Regions from separate parts of the Homo sapiens genome. Here regions 1 and 2 are each linked to region 3. Evidence: chromatin loops called from intact Hi-C (ENCODE). Cell type or tissue: HCT116. All regions are shown on one strand.

What was found. A loop is a pair of places that touch in the nucleus more often than their neighbours do. Peaks named below come from ENCODE experiments on the same cell type or tissue, not always from the same donor. Only the 100,000 strongest peaks of a DNase experiment are listed, where the experiment ranks them.
Region 1: it touches region 3 in a loop (12-fold over the local background); 57 of 110 quality-filtered maps call a loop at or near these places.
Region 2: a loop joins it to region 3, with 9 times the contacts of the local background. A loop is called at or near these places in 17 of 110 quality-filtered maps.

The regions. Positions count from the first base shown.
Region 1 is chr2:11,581,976-11,586,975 of GRCh38, forward strand. It overlaps GREB1 (growth regulating estrogen receptor binding 1), which reads left to right. Exons shown (of 33, transcript NM_014668.4): 8 at 3,186-3,299; 9 at 3,787-3,930. It also overlaps the pseudogene RN7SL674P. Among named protein-coding and RNA genes, the nearest start is that of MIR4429, 44 kb to the left of the region's middle. RefSeq lists an enhancer at 768-1,062 and a silencer at 2,441-2,530. In HCT116, CTCF peaks have their summits at 913 (motif pointing left) and 2,470 (motif pointing left); DNase peaks (open chromatin) are centred at 916 and 2,416.
Region 2 is chr2:11,342,603-11,347,602 of GRCh38, forward strand. It overlaps ROCK2 (Rho associated coiled-coil containing protein kinase 2), which reads right to left and starts at 2,034. Exons shown (of 33, transcript NM_004850.5): 1 at 1,394-2,034. The coding sequence starts at 1,534. LOC124907733 (a long non-coding RNA gene) reads left to right here and starts at 2,910. Exons shown (of 2, transcript XR_007086216.1): 1 at 2,910-3,087. RefSeq lists silencers at 1,349-2,078, 2,219-2,288, 2,359-2,518. In HCT116, no CTCF peak of the experiment used is centred here; DNase peaks (open chromatin) are centred at 369, 1,059, 2,189 and 2,739; H3K4me3 peaks cover 3,267 bases; H3K27ac peaks cover 3,473 bases.
Region 3 is chr2:11,130,396-11,135,395 of GRCh38, forward strand. CIMIP5 (ciliary microtubule inner protein 5) reads left to right here and starts at 2,733. Exons shown (of 3, transcript NM_001371321.1): 1 at 2,733-3,196. The coding sequence starts at 2,940. FLJ33534 (Putative uncharacterized protein FLJ33534) reads right to left here and starts at 1,781. Exons shown (of 9, transcript NR_040080.1): 1 at 1,620-1,781. RefSeq lists an enhancer at 1-388. In HCT116, a CTCF peak has its summit at 2,393 (motif pointing right); DNase peaks (open chromatin) are centred at 2,396 and 2,656; H3K4me3 peaks cover 1,101 bases; H3K27ac peaks cover 408 bases.

The DNA.
Region 1 (5,000 bases), 450 kb after region 3:
ACCCAGGCAGTAGCTGAGTCCCGTCCTCCGCAGCAGCCTAGCCCCAGGCAGCCTCTGCTTTCATCCAGGGACTGCTGCTTCTCTGCCGGTGCTGCATTTGGGGGCAACCCTGTGGCTGCAGAGCTGGACCTCTGGGGATGAGGATGCTGGGGATGCCACGCTGCTGCGGCCTCCCTTCTGGGCTGTCTGTGGACCCCCAGCCTCCACCCTGAACAGCAGGGAGATGAGGGCCTCCTTCAGCCCGGGAACCTGGGAAGGTGGCCTTGGGAAGCCTTCTGTGTGGGACTGACTGTATTTTCCTTGCCATGCTCCGTGGAGGGGTGTGGGAGATGGAGCTCCTCCAAATTGCCTAGGGGAACACGAGCCGTTCCAGAATCTGGCTCCAGCCCACCTGCCGAACCTCATTCCCTGCTATTTTGGCTACCCTGGGCAGTTGAGCTCCCCCACCCCCATGGCCCCATCCTCCTGTCTCCATGCTCTGTGCCTGCGTCCCGGCTCTGGGCTGCTCTCTCCACCCGCCTATTAAATCGCCTTTCTGAGGTTAGTTCAGGGGGCACCTGCTCTGTGCAGGAGGGCCCCCTGTGAGCTCACGGGGCTCCCAGCCGTCCCAGGCTCAGTCCCGCAGCCACATGTGGCCATCGGGGCCTCGGCGCTGTGCAGTTCCCGAGGGCAGCGCCTTGGTCATGTGCATCTTGGAGCCGCTGGTACCAGCTGCTGGGGAGCTCCGCCAGAGGGCATGACGCTGGCTGGGTTGAGTTGCGTTGAGCACAGCTGAAGTGTCGGAGTTCCTGGGCCTTCTCCTCTGCTCTGGGGAGAGAGCTCAAAATCAATTTTTAAGAAACTGCGTCTAATACCACATGGAGTTTACTGAAGCCTAGAGTCCTGTCACTCACTGGTTCGCAATGGAGAAGTGCTGCCCCCTGGGGGCGGGGGTAGGAAATGTTCTGGTAAAGGATGGATTTGTTGTCCCAGGCCCAGGGTCTTACTGGCATTTGGTGCTGGGACAGAGCGGGCAGGATGCACAATGTCCCGCACCAAACAGGCTACATAATGAGTCATCTCCAAAAAATGCCAAATAGTACCTCCCCAAGAGACATTTTGAGAAATAGTTGATCCACATTGGTACCATGGGAGCAGTTCCTGGTGACATCATTTGGGAAGAGCTCACGGGCTTAGGGTCTATTTAGAACTATTTATAGGGTTATCTTCCCAAAGTGAGAAAACATCTGCGTCTCTTCAATCCTTACTGAGATCCAATTCCAAGCCCTGTCCCCTTTGGTCGTTCAGTAGAGCTTTTAGAGGAGCTGGCTGCTTAGCCTCTGTGGGGGGTCTCCCATCGCAATTGGGGACAGATGTTTGCAGAGTCTAAGGCCTCATCCCTGCAAACAGGAAGGAGGAAAGCAGCAGCTGCGTCAGTGGTTGTTGGGAGGGCCAAAGGAGCCCACGGCTTTGAAAGCTCTTTGTAAACAAAGTACTTTATGCTTTTAACTTTTTGTTTACTTTCAGTCAGTCAAATGAAGTGATAATTTTTTTTTTGTTTACTCTTGAGAGACTCTAAAGCAATGATTCTCACCCTGCAGCGTGCTTAAAAATTACCAGGCTGGTCGGGTGCATTGGCTCACACCTATAATCTCGGCACTTTGGGAGGCTGAGCAGGCGGATCACCTGAGGTCAGGAGTTTGAGACCAGCCTGACCAACACGGTGAAACCCTGTCTCTACTAAAAATACAAAAATTGGCCGGGTGTGGTGGTGCGCGCTTGTAATCCCAGCTACTCGGGAGACTGAGGCAGGAGAATCGCTTGAACTCAGGAGGCAGAGGTTGCAGTGAGCTGAGGCCGCGCCACTGCACTCCAGCCTGGGCAACAAGAGCGAGACTCTGTCTCGAAAAAAAAAATCACCAGGCTGGCTTACAAAGGATGGTGTTTTTTTACTGTCGTTTCCAGAGATGTGATTCTGGAGGTCAAGGCAGGGCCCAGGGACACACAGGTTTAATAGGCCCATGGGGGTTCTGTGCAGTGCCTCGGGTCACACCTGGAGAACCGTTGCTCTGATTGGTATTTCTCCACCCGGGCTGTGCGTTAGAATCAAGAAGAAGCGTTGAGATATTGGGATGCCTGGGTCCTGCTCCCATGCTGGGCTTCTGGTTTACTTGGGATGAGATTGCATCCAGACAGAGTTTTAAAAGTTTCCCGGTTGAGTTTAATGTACAGTTGAAGTTGAGACATGAATCTCTGCATGTAGGGGAAATTTTGTGTCTGGTTAGTCAAGAAACTATGGAAACCAATTCTTGATATTTTGAACCATTCACGAAGATAGTTTGAGTCATGAGCATGCTGTTGTCTAGAGTGGGCGGGGATGACTCATTGGAGTGGATGCGCTGCTCTGTACTTGATTTTTTTGAGTCTGAAATTAGCTTTCCAGGCTGGGGCAGGGAGGGGAGCACAGGTGGATCAGTACTGCCCCCAAGCGGTGGAGCTGTGGTGGTGGATCAAATACTGCTGCCGCCTGTCTGCACAAACATATTTCTCTCTTCCAGCCCTTCAGAAGTGTATTGGAATATGTCGATAACAATAATGATGGTAGTGAAGATGATGATGATGTGGGTAATTCTGGCTACCTTATTGGGTCCAAGCTCCCCACAATTCGTTGCACAAAGCACTCTACATACATTCTCTTTAGTCCTGATCAAACCACCTTTCAGAGTAGGATTTAGTGTCCTATTTTAAAGATGAAGGAGCTCGGGCTCAGAGAGAGATCGTTTAGACACACACACAACTTTGGAATGAAACATTTACAGCCGGGCGCGGTGGCGCGTGCCTGTAGTCCCAGCTACTTGGGAGGCTGAGGCTGGAGGATCGCTTGAGTCCAGGAGTTCTGGGCTGTAGTGCGCTATGCCGATCGGGTGTCCGCACTAAGTTTGGCATCAATATGGTGACCTCCCGGGAGTGGAGGACCACCAGGTTGCCTAAGGAGGGGTGAACCGGTCCAGGTCGGAATGAAACATTTACAAAAATTGACATTTCCTTATGCATAGATATTTCACTAGGTCCTTAAAACCCACGTGAATCTGTGATTAGAAAAAAAAAAACAAAACAAAACAGATCATTGTTCTCCAAACCAAGGGTAAATTTTATTGGAGCCCTGTCCTGGTGATAGCCTAATCCACACTCTGAATATTGTCTAGGTATCTTGTCAAACTCCGGGCCCCCCAAAAAACGCCACAAAGGGTGGTCTCCAGAATCTCCATCAGCTCCAGATGGTGGCTGCCCCCAAGGTGGTGGGAACAGAGCTAAGTATGGTAAGTGATGGCAGCCTTGCCCAGAATTCCAGACTTGGGTACTGGTGGTAGTGCTGCTGCCAGTTGTGTGTATGTGTGCGTGTGTGCGTGCGCACGAGTGTGAATGTGCGTGTGTACTGATGAGGGAGTTCTAAGGAGGCAGAGTTTGGTGTGACAAAAGACCTCTTTCTCACATGTTAAAATTGCTTTGCAAGGTCTAGGATCCGTGTATGATAGTGAGTTCTCTGATCCTTGAGAAATTTTAAAAGGGGCTATTTATGACTTGGCAGGGATATCGAAGAGGAGACTGAACTACTGGGGGAAGGATGGGCGGAATGAACTTAAAGGTGCCGTTGACCTTAGGAATCTGTGACTCTAAGAGTTTGGTGCTCCTGTAATCAGGGACGTTGGTCAGAGGGTAGCAGATTTGCTGGCTGGCCTGATGTCAGGTATGTGAGAGGTGGATGCCTTGTCTGATGTTTTCACTAATATTCTTGGGTGTTCCTAGAGAGCGCAGGCATGTCCTGCGTGCCGCAGGTTGGCTTGGTGGGACCAGCTTCAGTCACCTTTCCAGTGGTGGCCTCTGGAGAACCAGTGTCTGTTCCTGACAACTTGCTGAAAATATGCAAGGCCAAGCCAGTGATATTTAAAGGCAAGTACAGCAGTGCACCGAGTCGTGGGGATGGGAGAACCTAAAGGAAGGCATGAGAAACAGGCAAAAGCGAGACCTCATCCCGGTCTGACTCCAAGGGTATCCTCCTGAGACAAACCTAAAATGCTTTCCAGGGCAAGGAAAGAACAAGGCAGAGCCAGTCACTAGCTCAGCCCCTGATCAGATGCCAAGAATGATGGAGCTTGTCACAACTTTCCACAGTGGGTCCAGGTGAAATGATTCCCTGCCATGAAGTCTATTTGCCTGTTCACTCATTCTTTCCTTCGTTTGCTCAGCTTCATTGAGCTTCTGCCGTGGTCCCAGACCCGGTGCTGAGTGCCGAAGATTAGGAAAAAACAAATCACTCCCTGGCTGCAGGAGCTCCGCTCTGGTGGGTTGTCTCCTGTTATCACCCACGCCACTAGTATTTTTTGACTATGAAATCTACTTTGGTTGGGCAAAGATAGCCGTGGTCACCACTGTAGAAGCATCAAACAAAATTAGATTTGATCTGTTTTGTGCAGTGGGCTAACGTACGCTACGTGGGGGTAGACTTTTGGCTCAGCTGAAGAAATCTCTTTGATGAAGCTGGGGATGTTGCAATGGGAAACCCTGGGGGGATTCAGCAGGGCTTGGCTGGTGATATGTAGGCACCAGAATGGCTGGCACATGGCAACACACACATACATACACGCGTGGGCACGGCACACACACACCGTGCACGCAGGCCCCTCTTAAATACGTTATTATTGCATTTGGTATCATGCTTGTAGATAGAGTAGAGAGGATTGTAGGAAAGTGAGAGAAGCACCCTACTGTTAATTAAGAAATAAGAAAGAGCATGTCTTTTTCCTAAAACACAAAAACTGGACGGGGTATTCAGGAAGTAGAGTGCAACTCTGAGTTTCGACCTTAGCATGACGCAGGACCAATGACCGAGGCAGTTCCACTGGGCCCCACTGTCTACCTCAAATGAAGACCAACATTCTTTCAGTCATGTTGTGTGTGTTTTTTTACGTGGCCATGGCGTGTCTGTGGTAGGCCCGAAGACCACGGTGCTCAGGAAACAG
Region 2 (5,000 bases), 210 kb after region 3:
AATACCAAAGTGAAAATGCTGGGAGTGCAGCCCAGAGTCTCCGCTTTAGCCTAGGAAAAGCTATGCCATCCATGCAAGCAATCTTACTCCCGATTAAAGACTTTCAAAGACTGCTCCCATTAAAACATAGGAACAACACATTAACCCGAAAAACAGTAAAACATCAAACACATGTGACACAATATAGCACATCATTCATTACTTTCTGTACACTGTGCAGAAAGACACTATATAGCTAAAGTCAGTTCCTGCATTTTGACCAAACAGGACTGAGTCACTCTGCAAACGATGCCTGAAACCTCAAAGGATAACCAACCGCCTCTGACCAAAAGCCAGTCCGTCCGTCCCTGGAAAGGGAGGAGGCAGTTTTTCTCATCATACAGTAAGGTTTATTCCAGGAGGGAATAGAACTAAACATCTGCATTCCAGCACAGAATGTCTAACGGATCTAAGGACCTCCCACCCTAGTTCTAGTCTTCCAGAGTCAATTTAATACACAGAGTATCGTTTTCACCTTTCTTCCCCTCCCCAGGGTAAAAGTCCACACCCCCTTTTCCCATAAATGCATCTACACTGCACACTACTCAAATTGCGAAATACAATCATCTATCCTAACAAAAATAAGAAATAAGCCAGCATTCTACGGTGCATTTCTATTTTGTAAAACATGCTCCTTTCTTAACCAAGAGCCAATTAGCAGCCTTTACGGTGCTATTAATCTGGATTTCAAAGGTCGTTATAGGAAAGAGACGCAATGAAGAGGACAGATTTATTCCACTCCACAATTCAGACTGATTTTTTGGCTCTGGCGCAATAATCTCAGGGAATTAAATTTACAGCAATTAAAATGCACTAAATAGCAAGTATGGAATGCTCAAACGCAAGTGAAAACAGCAAAACTTTAGCTGTGTGTTCCAAGATTTCAGACTAAAAGGAGAGAGTGAGGGCGGCTCTTTGTCATGTACCCCAGTGAGTACTCGCAACAGGGACAGCATCAGGTTTCTTTCTCCCTCGCTCGCACCAAGTCCCCACGTAGCATGACACTTTCAAATCAGCTAACCTGGTGTATGAAGCATGGCCAGTCCTCCACCCACCTCCCCAGAGTGGGCAGGCGGAAGGAGAAGAGGGGTGTTTTCCTCCCAGTGCTGCAAGAAAGGAGCAGCCGGGGATGACACTGGCTCCAGCAGGAGGTAGAGGGAGGAATCAAAGGCGGGTCACTACTCTTGGAACTCGGTGACAGAATCGTTTGGTCTCCGGCCCCGGCTGCCGGAAGCAGGGCGGGGTGGGGCAAGACCTCCCCCTCCCCACGGGCGGACGGGCACGGAGGGCTGGGCGGAGAGGGGATCTGAGGTGTGAGCTGCAACGAGCAAGCTCCCAGGCCCCGGCCACCTACCAGCAAGCTCTCCACGTTGATGGGGGAGCGAGGGTCTCGGATCAGCGCCTCCAGCTTCCTCTGGCGGCTCGCGCCTGCCCCGTCCCCCGGCGCGGTCTCGGGGGCGCCGGGCATTTTCCCCGTCGGCGGGGGCCGGCTCATGCCGCCACCGCTGGACCCGCACTCAGGCTCCTCGCGCTCAGGTCCCGCAGCCTCGGGGCCTAGCACCGCCCCCGAACCACCAGCTCCGGCCGGGACTCCACCCGGGCCCACCGCCTGCCTCTAGCTCCGGCTTCGGGTCTCCAAGGCGGTCCCCCGCCTGGGGGCTGCTCCCAGGGGCCCGCCCGGCCCAGCCCGGCCCAGCCCGGCCCGGCCCTGCCGGGAGCGGCGGGGAACAGACGGCGTCCCCGCCCCTCAGTCAGATTCGCGCCGCCGGTCCGCTGGTCCTCAGCGAGTGCCCGCAGGAGTCCTCGGGCGGGAGCAGGGAAGTGGCGCCGCCACCGCCGCGGCCCGGACCGCCCCGCCCTCTGGGGCCCCGGGAGGCTGAAGCCCAGGCCTGGGCCACTACGGCCGCCGCCGGCCCGCTGCCATGGTCGCCGCCGGCCGCCTTGCAGTCCCTCAGCCAGCTCCCGGCGCACACACTCCCGCGCGGCCGCCCGTCTCCGGCCGCGCGCCGCCGCTACCCACAAGCCCCTCCGCCCGCAGCCGCCGGCGCGCGTCCCCGCCGGCCCTGCGCGCGCTCCGCCCCGCCCCGCCCCGCGCACCGCGCTTCCTCCCTTTCTTTCCCTTCCTGCGTCTGTCCCGCTCCGCTTTCTCCTCTGCGCCCCTTCCTCGCCCGCCCTCGCCTCCTCCCCCTGGCGAGGTTCTCTGAGGCGAATAGCCGGGCGCGCGGTCACGGCCGAGCTCCTGCTGGGGGAGGGGAGACGCACCCAGGCCGGGTCCTTCCGCGCGCCCCCTGCCCCTCCCGCCGGACCCCGCGGACTACCCCGCGGCCCCGAGGCGGAACCCCAGACGCCGGGCCCAGCGCACCGTGCGCTGGGGGGGAGCCCGGCCGCGCCCCCCGCCGCGGCCCCCGCTGACTCAGCGCGCAGCTATGCGGGCCTCGCCTCACCCGCGCCCAAATAATAGCGACCGAGCTCGGCGCCCGCGAGGGGCCGCAGGGCCGGGGGTTTCGAGGCGAGCCTGAGAGGGGGCCCTGGGTGTCTGGGATTCCGAATTAGCGGAGGCGGGTGGAATCCTAGTCCTGGGGCAGGAGGGCCTGGGATCCTGAAAGCGTTTCTGCCCGGCTTAGACACTAACCACTTCAAGAGAACGGGAGAGCACCGGAAAAAGGCTTTCCAGCCGCAGGCCTTCGCGGGGTCTTCTCCTTTTGGGGGGCGGAAGAGGGGTGGTTATCGGGACCGTTCCGCCGCATTCCTGCCCTCTCGGCGGCCGGTGCCATCGCTTAGATCCGCCCAGGGCGCAATCCGAAAATTATGTGCCAAGAGCTATAAAACCGTTCATAGAGCCCCTTTGACCCAGTAAACCCATTTAAGGAAGTACATTTCCAAGGAAATGATCCAAAGGGCGAAGAAGGGGGAGAACTTGCAGAAAGATGTTAACAGCAGGGCTATTCACAATGTTCGTGATGACCAAAACCTGGGAATGGGCCCAGTTGTCCAACAATTGAGTAACCCAAACAGGCGCCTTCACATTAACAGCAAGAATCCTGGCAGGTATGCAGACTGTGTCAAACATGAAATTTTGGCAAGTACATGAGAAGGTATATTAGAAATAAATGAAACAAAAAAAATCGTTTGTACACACTAAAACTATGTAAAATGAGCAGCTATAAGAACCAGAGAATACAGTACTTCTTAAATAAATGGGATTTTTTTCTGTAAAGATACTTAAGAACAAATTAAATTTCAAAAAATGGAAAAACCACTCCGAAAAGCAACAATCTGATATCCATTAAGTAATAAGAATGTTAAGAACTGTCTCCCTGGCATGTCAGAGATAAACCCGAAGATAGGGTGAAGCCCCAGCCCTGTAAAAGTTGCATTTTGATCCAAACCATTGGATTAGTTGGAGCCTCTTCTTTGGTTTTAGGTTAGTTAAAACCACCCCTAGCTGGACTCATGCAGGAAGAGGCCCCGATGATCCATCCAATGCAGCTTTTCCCTTTCAGATAGTAACACTGACTTCACATCCAGAGAGTCCTTTAAGTCTGTGTATTGAGCTACTCATTCAGACCTCCACAGAGGCCACCAGGAGAACAGAGGGAGCTAGACACTCCCACTTATGCATTGGAGCAAAATAATGAGATAATCTATGATTATGGATTATTTTTCTGATGACAAAATAATATGCAAGGCAAAAGGAGCACTCTGTCTAGCGGGGCGTGGTGGCCTGTGCCTGTAGTCCCAGCTCCCCCTGAGGCTGAGTTGGAGGCCTCCTCCATTGAGCCCAGGAGGCCAAGGCTGCAGTGAGCTGTGATCACACCGCTGCACTCCAGCCTGGGCAACAGAGTGAGATTGTCTCAAAAAAAAAAAAAAAAAAACACTGTGGTTCTCAGTTTCCAAATTAATTTTGACTGGTTGTATATTTGTATGTAGCTTGGTGGAATAACAGGAAGCCATGGTCCAAATACCGAACATGAAAACCTTATTTTAAGAGTAGTGATCAACAAGATATATATCCTGGGCATGTTCTACATATACTTATTTATATAGACCAGAAAAAGCCATGGTACAGAAGATTTTTACCCAAGACCTATCCCATTGTCTACCTGGAAGAAGAGAAAATGAATCTGTTGATATGAGTTAAACCTTTTTGCAGGATGGGGTAAGGGTAAGGAGGAGGTTAGTACAACAATTCTTGTTTTCAAAAGTAATGCACAAATGCATTCTTGTAAAAGTTCAAACGAACCAGAAATATATGGAACATAATCTAAAATTTACTGTTCTGACTATATTTCCACATACATTCTTATATCACTCAAGGCCTTTGGCCATTCTCATACATATGTATTATAGATACATGTTACCTTTTCCCCACAGACATGAAATTATACCATATCATGGTGTTTGGCAACTTGGTTTTTTCCCTTCATTACTAATATGTCCTAGAGGCGTGTCCATGTCTATAGGCAGAGATCTGCTTCATTCCGCTTACCTGCTGTCCTCTACTCCCCAGTTTGGATGTGCCACACTGTAATTATTCTCTATTCGAGAGCATAGTGGTTAAGAAACAATTGCCAAAATCCTGCCCCAAACACACACTTGCCATGTGACCCTGAGCAAGTTACCTAACTCCTCTGTGTCTCGGGGTCCTCACAATATTTGTTATAAAGTGCTTAGAAATGTGCTGGCCCTCAATCAATGCTAGATATTATTAATATTTTCTCACTGTTAAAATGATCCATTGACATCCTCGTATCCTCATATTTGAATAGTATAGATTCCTAAAAGTGGAATTGTCATAACAAAGGGTAGGCATACTGTAAATACAGATGCTGCCAACCTGTTATTTATTTATTTATTGGAGGCAGGTTTACATTCTGTCCTTCAGGCTGGAGTGCAGTGGCACGAGAGATCTTGGCTCACTGCAACCTCCACCTCTAGGGCTCCAGCAGTCCTCCCACTTC
Region 3 (5,000 bases):
GGCAGGGCGGGGTTGGTCCTCCCAGGCTGGGGCGCAGTGAGGCTCACCCAGAGTGAATTTGGATGTTTTTCCAGGCAGAAGGACATGTAAAAAGAGACTGGCAGTGACTGACCTGGACTGGCAGGTGAGTTTTTTTTTCCCCCTCAACATTTTATTTTGAAATTTTTCGGACATACAGAAAAGTTGAAAGAATGGTAGGGCAGACACCCAACATATGCCCACCCATACGCCCACCACCTAGATTCTGCAGTTACGTTGTATTGTATTTGCTTTGTCACACATCAGTCCAGCCCTCTATCAACTCTCGGTCTGAAATGGTTTTTAAATTACATTTTAATTTTTAAAAACCAACCTCCAGCCGGGCGCGGTGGCTCACACCTGTGATCCCAGCGCTTTAGGAAGCTAAGGCAGGTGGATCAACTGAGGTCAGGAGTTCGAGATCAGCCTGGCCAACATGGTGAAACCCTGTCTCTACTAAAAATACAAAAGAAATTAGCTGGGTGTGGCGGTGCACACCTGTATTCCCAGCTACTCGGGAAGCTGAGGCAGGAGAATCGCTTGAACCTGGGAGGCAGAGGTTGCAGTGAGCCAAGATCATACCACTGCACTCCAGCCCCAGCAACAGAGTGAGACTCCGTCTCAAAAAAAAAAAAAAAAAAATCCGTTGAACTATTCAGCCTCTACATACATCAGGAACTCAATCAGTTGTGATGGTTTGTCACAGATGCCCTTGCTGGCCTTTTTTGCCCTGGTCCCTGTGTCTGGAGCCTGTGGCCAGGGCTGGAGGTATCTGAGCAAACTGCATGGCTGTTCCCAGCTGCTCAGGGCCACAGCCTGCGGTCAGCCTGACAAAGCCTCCCAGGACACACAGCAAGGACCCCCCAGGACACACCGTCCTCTCTAAAGACACTCACGGGATGCCTTCTGGGGGTTCAGGGAAGCCAGAACCGCTGCTCCTTGGGCATGGCAGGAACCTGTCGTCGCAGTGCAGGGAGCACAGACACCTCCACGAAAACAGCACTCAGAAAAGCCTGACCCAGGGTCCTAGCTCACAGAGGCCCACCCCGCCGCACTCCTGCTGTGCTCATCTTTACCAGGAAAATTTAAGTCACTAGATGCCACCCTGTGTCATCCCAGCTCCAAGGGGAGGAACAGAGGAGAGACAGAGTCCCAGGCCTGCAGCTCTGATTTTAGACTAATGTTTTTCCAAAAGGTCCCATCCCTCAGCTCCGTCCTCATGCAAGTGTGGGAAGACGAAGCTGGCAGCTCTTTCTGGCCTGGCTCTCAGCCCTGTCTTCTCCACGCCAGCCCTCCGCCCGAGCCCAGTAGGGGCTTCGTTGCCACTGCTCACCCACACCACGCCATGGCAATGGTGACCTCACCTGTTTTTTGCCCCTGTCCTGATGGTTCTGTTCCCTGCAGCTCCCTTGGGGCTCACAGCCCATCGGTATCTCCCCACTGGGTGCAGGATACCGTGGAAAATACCCCGGGGCCTGCCCCCATGTGCCCTGCCACCCCCGTCCTTGTCTCCTCCCCCACATCTCCCAAAATACCAGGCTCTCTCTTGCATCCAAGCTTTTGTGGTCACCCCAGTTTTTCTACCTGGCAAGTCCTTTCACCTGTGAAGTCCCAACTCCTTGCTGCCTCCCTCATAGAAGCAGAATCCAGCAGGGGCACACAGGACTGGCTACAGTGCGAGCTCAGTGGTTCACTGGCTGCCCTGCTGCCCTGCACCCCGGGCACTCTGCGCAGGCCTCTATTCGTCAGGGCTTTGTCTGCACTTAGCTCTTCCCTTACAAAGATAGGAAGCAGCGCGCCAGCTGAATGGACCCACAGAGAAGCTGCGTGGAAGGAACTGTGAATCTGCCAGCACCTACCGGAACAGCACAAAACTCAGAGAACCGGAAGCAGAGAGTGCAGGAGGCAGAAGTGATGAGAGCAGCGGGCGTCCATGGAGCTCAGCTGAGCCAGACCAGGAGAGGCTGCCACGGAGGGAGCCTGGTTGTACCCAGTTAGAGCAGAAACAGGGCTGAGGGCTCGGACCATAAGCCCTCAGATTCTCACTGTTCCTTTCAGCTGGTGACTGACTGTGTGACCGTGGGCGGTCACTTAATCTTGCCGGTAAGGGCCTCAGTTTCCTCATCTGTAGAATGGCGTTGGAAAGGCATGGCTGGGAGGTCTCAGATAAAGCAGAGTGCTGTGTGAACGCTCTGGGTTTGCAGACAGAGTGGATGTTCCTAGTGCATTGCACTCATTTTCCTCGCCCAACATAAGCTCATGACTTCCGCCATCGTTCCCAAACAAGCAGGAAGCTTCACACTGATGCCTGATCCACAATTCCCAAAGCGCCCTCAGGGCCACCATTTCTTGCGAGCCTCGCAGCATCCACGAGGGGGCAGCACAGGACTAACATCGCCCCACGGCCTGACGGGCTGCCGGAAGCAAGTGCAATAATGGTGGGGGTGGCCCCCAGGAGCCCCAGCTTTGCTCCCTCCCCCTCCCCCACCCTGTGCGGAGGACTCCGGCCTTGGGGTAGGGGGCTGCTGAACTGGGCGTGGCATCTAGTCAGGAACTCTCTGCCCCCCAGCCCTAGGGCTCAGATCACACACACACACACACACACACACACACACACACACACACACACGGGGCCCGCCCCTTTCCTAGGAGCTGTCCGTTCCCAGGACAACAGTCAACACAGCACAGGCGGGAGTTCAAAACGAAACTGGGCTCAAATGCTCTCCCCAGCCCGGAGAGCCCTGTCCCCATCGGCCACTCTGAGCTCGAGGCCTAAAGGGACAGTGAGGAGGACCCTGCCCAGGCTCTCCCGGGGTTAGGAGGGACAGAGTGTTCCAGGAGGAGGTTTGAGCTGAGCTCAGGCACAGGTCTCTCTCTCTCTCTCTCTGACACAAGCGCACACACACACACACACTTGCACCATGGGGAGCCACCCCACCCCTGGGCTCCAGAGAACCACATCAGCTGGGTACCGATTGCCCCCCACCAGGCCACCAGCCTCGGTCTCCCCAGCTGCCCGGGGTGGCCCTATGGCCAGCAGGGGTCTTGCTGGTGGCTGCCAGGCCCCCCAGGCTCTGAAGGCGCAGCGGGTGGCTCAGGGAGCTGCCTGCGATGGCGTGCAGCAGGACCAGCTGTGGCGGGAGCTCCTGGAGGCCGAGCGGCGGGGCCAGCAGCGCTGGTGAGTACCTGCCCTCCCTTTTCCACCCTGACTCCGCAGCCTGACTGCAAGTTGGGGAAGGTTTTGGAGAAAGGGAGATGGGAGGGCAAATGATCTGGCTGAGGGACAGAGGGCATGGCATGCCCGGGGGAAGGTGGGTCACCAGCCCAGCCCAGAGCCAGACCCGAGCCTGAGCCTAAGAAGCGAGGAAGATGGAAGCCAAGACCAGATGCCGCTGGGTCAGAGCAGCCCCACCTCGTTCATTCCGACTGCGACGCGGCCGGTAATCCCTTGAGCTGGAGCCTGCTGGCCTAGTCTGGGTTAGAGGAGCTGGCTGTCTGACCTGACTCGGGGAAAGGATGCTCCTTCATGCATTCATTCAACCAAAAATACCCATGAGCCGCTCTGAAACGAGACCAGACTGCAACAAGGGACTAGACAGACCTGGCCATGGCTCCACCGAGCCTTCATACTCAGGACAGGGCAGCCAAAAAGCAAGCAGAGAAGCAAACAAGTACAAATCTGTATGAAGTGTGACCAGCGGTAAGAAGGAAACAGTTCAGGGTCGGGGGCAGAGCCGGCTGAAGGCCTCTCTGAGGAGGAGACATTTAAGCTGAGACATGAAATAGGAGAAGGAGCCAAGAGTTTGATGTATCTAAAAAACAAAACAAAGAATTCGTGTAGCTGAGGCACAGGGAGTGAGGAAGGCCACAGGATGAGGGGGAGCAGCGGGGGCCACCCCAGCCCTTATAAAAGTCTGGATGCATTTTTTCCAAAGGAGACACCATCCAGGATTTTAAGCGGGAACATGGCATGATCTCGATTACATTTTTAAGTGAGCAGCCTGATAGATTCTAGGATGCATTCATCTTGCACCACTGAAACTTCATACCCGTTGATTAGCAACGCCCCATTCCCCCTCCTCCCAGCCTCTGGCACCCACCATTCTAGTCTTTGCTTCCAGGAGTCTATTTTCAGTGCCTCATAGAAGTGGAATTGTGCAATATTTGACTTTCCATGTCTGTTTTGTTAGTATCCTGTCCTCCAGGTTCATCCATCTTGTTGCATATCGCAGAATTTCCTCCCATTTTAAGGGTGAATGTATATATGTGTGCAGTTTCTTTATTCATTTGTCAATGGACTTTTAGGTTGCTTCCACATTTGACTATTATGTGTAGTGCTACAATGGGCATGGGAGTGATTTCAGTTCTTTTGGAGAAATTCTCAAAAATGGATATCTTAGTCCATTTTGCATTGCTGTCAAGGAACACCTGAGGCTGGGTAATTTATAAAGAGGTTTATTTGGCTCACAGTTCTGCAGGCTGTACGAGCATAGTCCTGGAATCCACTTGGCTTCTGGTAAGGGCCTCAGGAATCTTACAATAATGGCAGAAGGTGAAGGAGGAGCAGGCATGTCACATGGTAAGAGGGACCAAGAGACAGAGAGAGAGACAGAGAGAGAGGAGGTGTCAGGTTCTTTTTAACAACCAGCTCTCTCCTGTGAACTAATAGAGCAAGAGCTCATCCATTACCGCAAGGATGGCACGAAGCCATTCGTGACCCAAACACCTCCCACTAGGCCCTACCTTCAACACTAGGGATCACATTTCAGTATGAGATTTGGAGAGAACAAACATTCAAACCATATCGGAGGGATTGCAGGATTATACGGTACCTCTATTTGTAATTTTTTGAGGAACCTCCATTGTCTTTTGCATAGCAGTGGCACCATTTCGCATTCCCATCAGCAGTATCTCAGCATTTCAGTTTCTCCACACGCTGGCCAACACTCATTGATTGTCTTTTGTTTTTTGATAACAGCCAT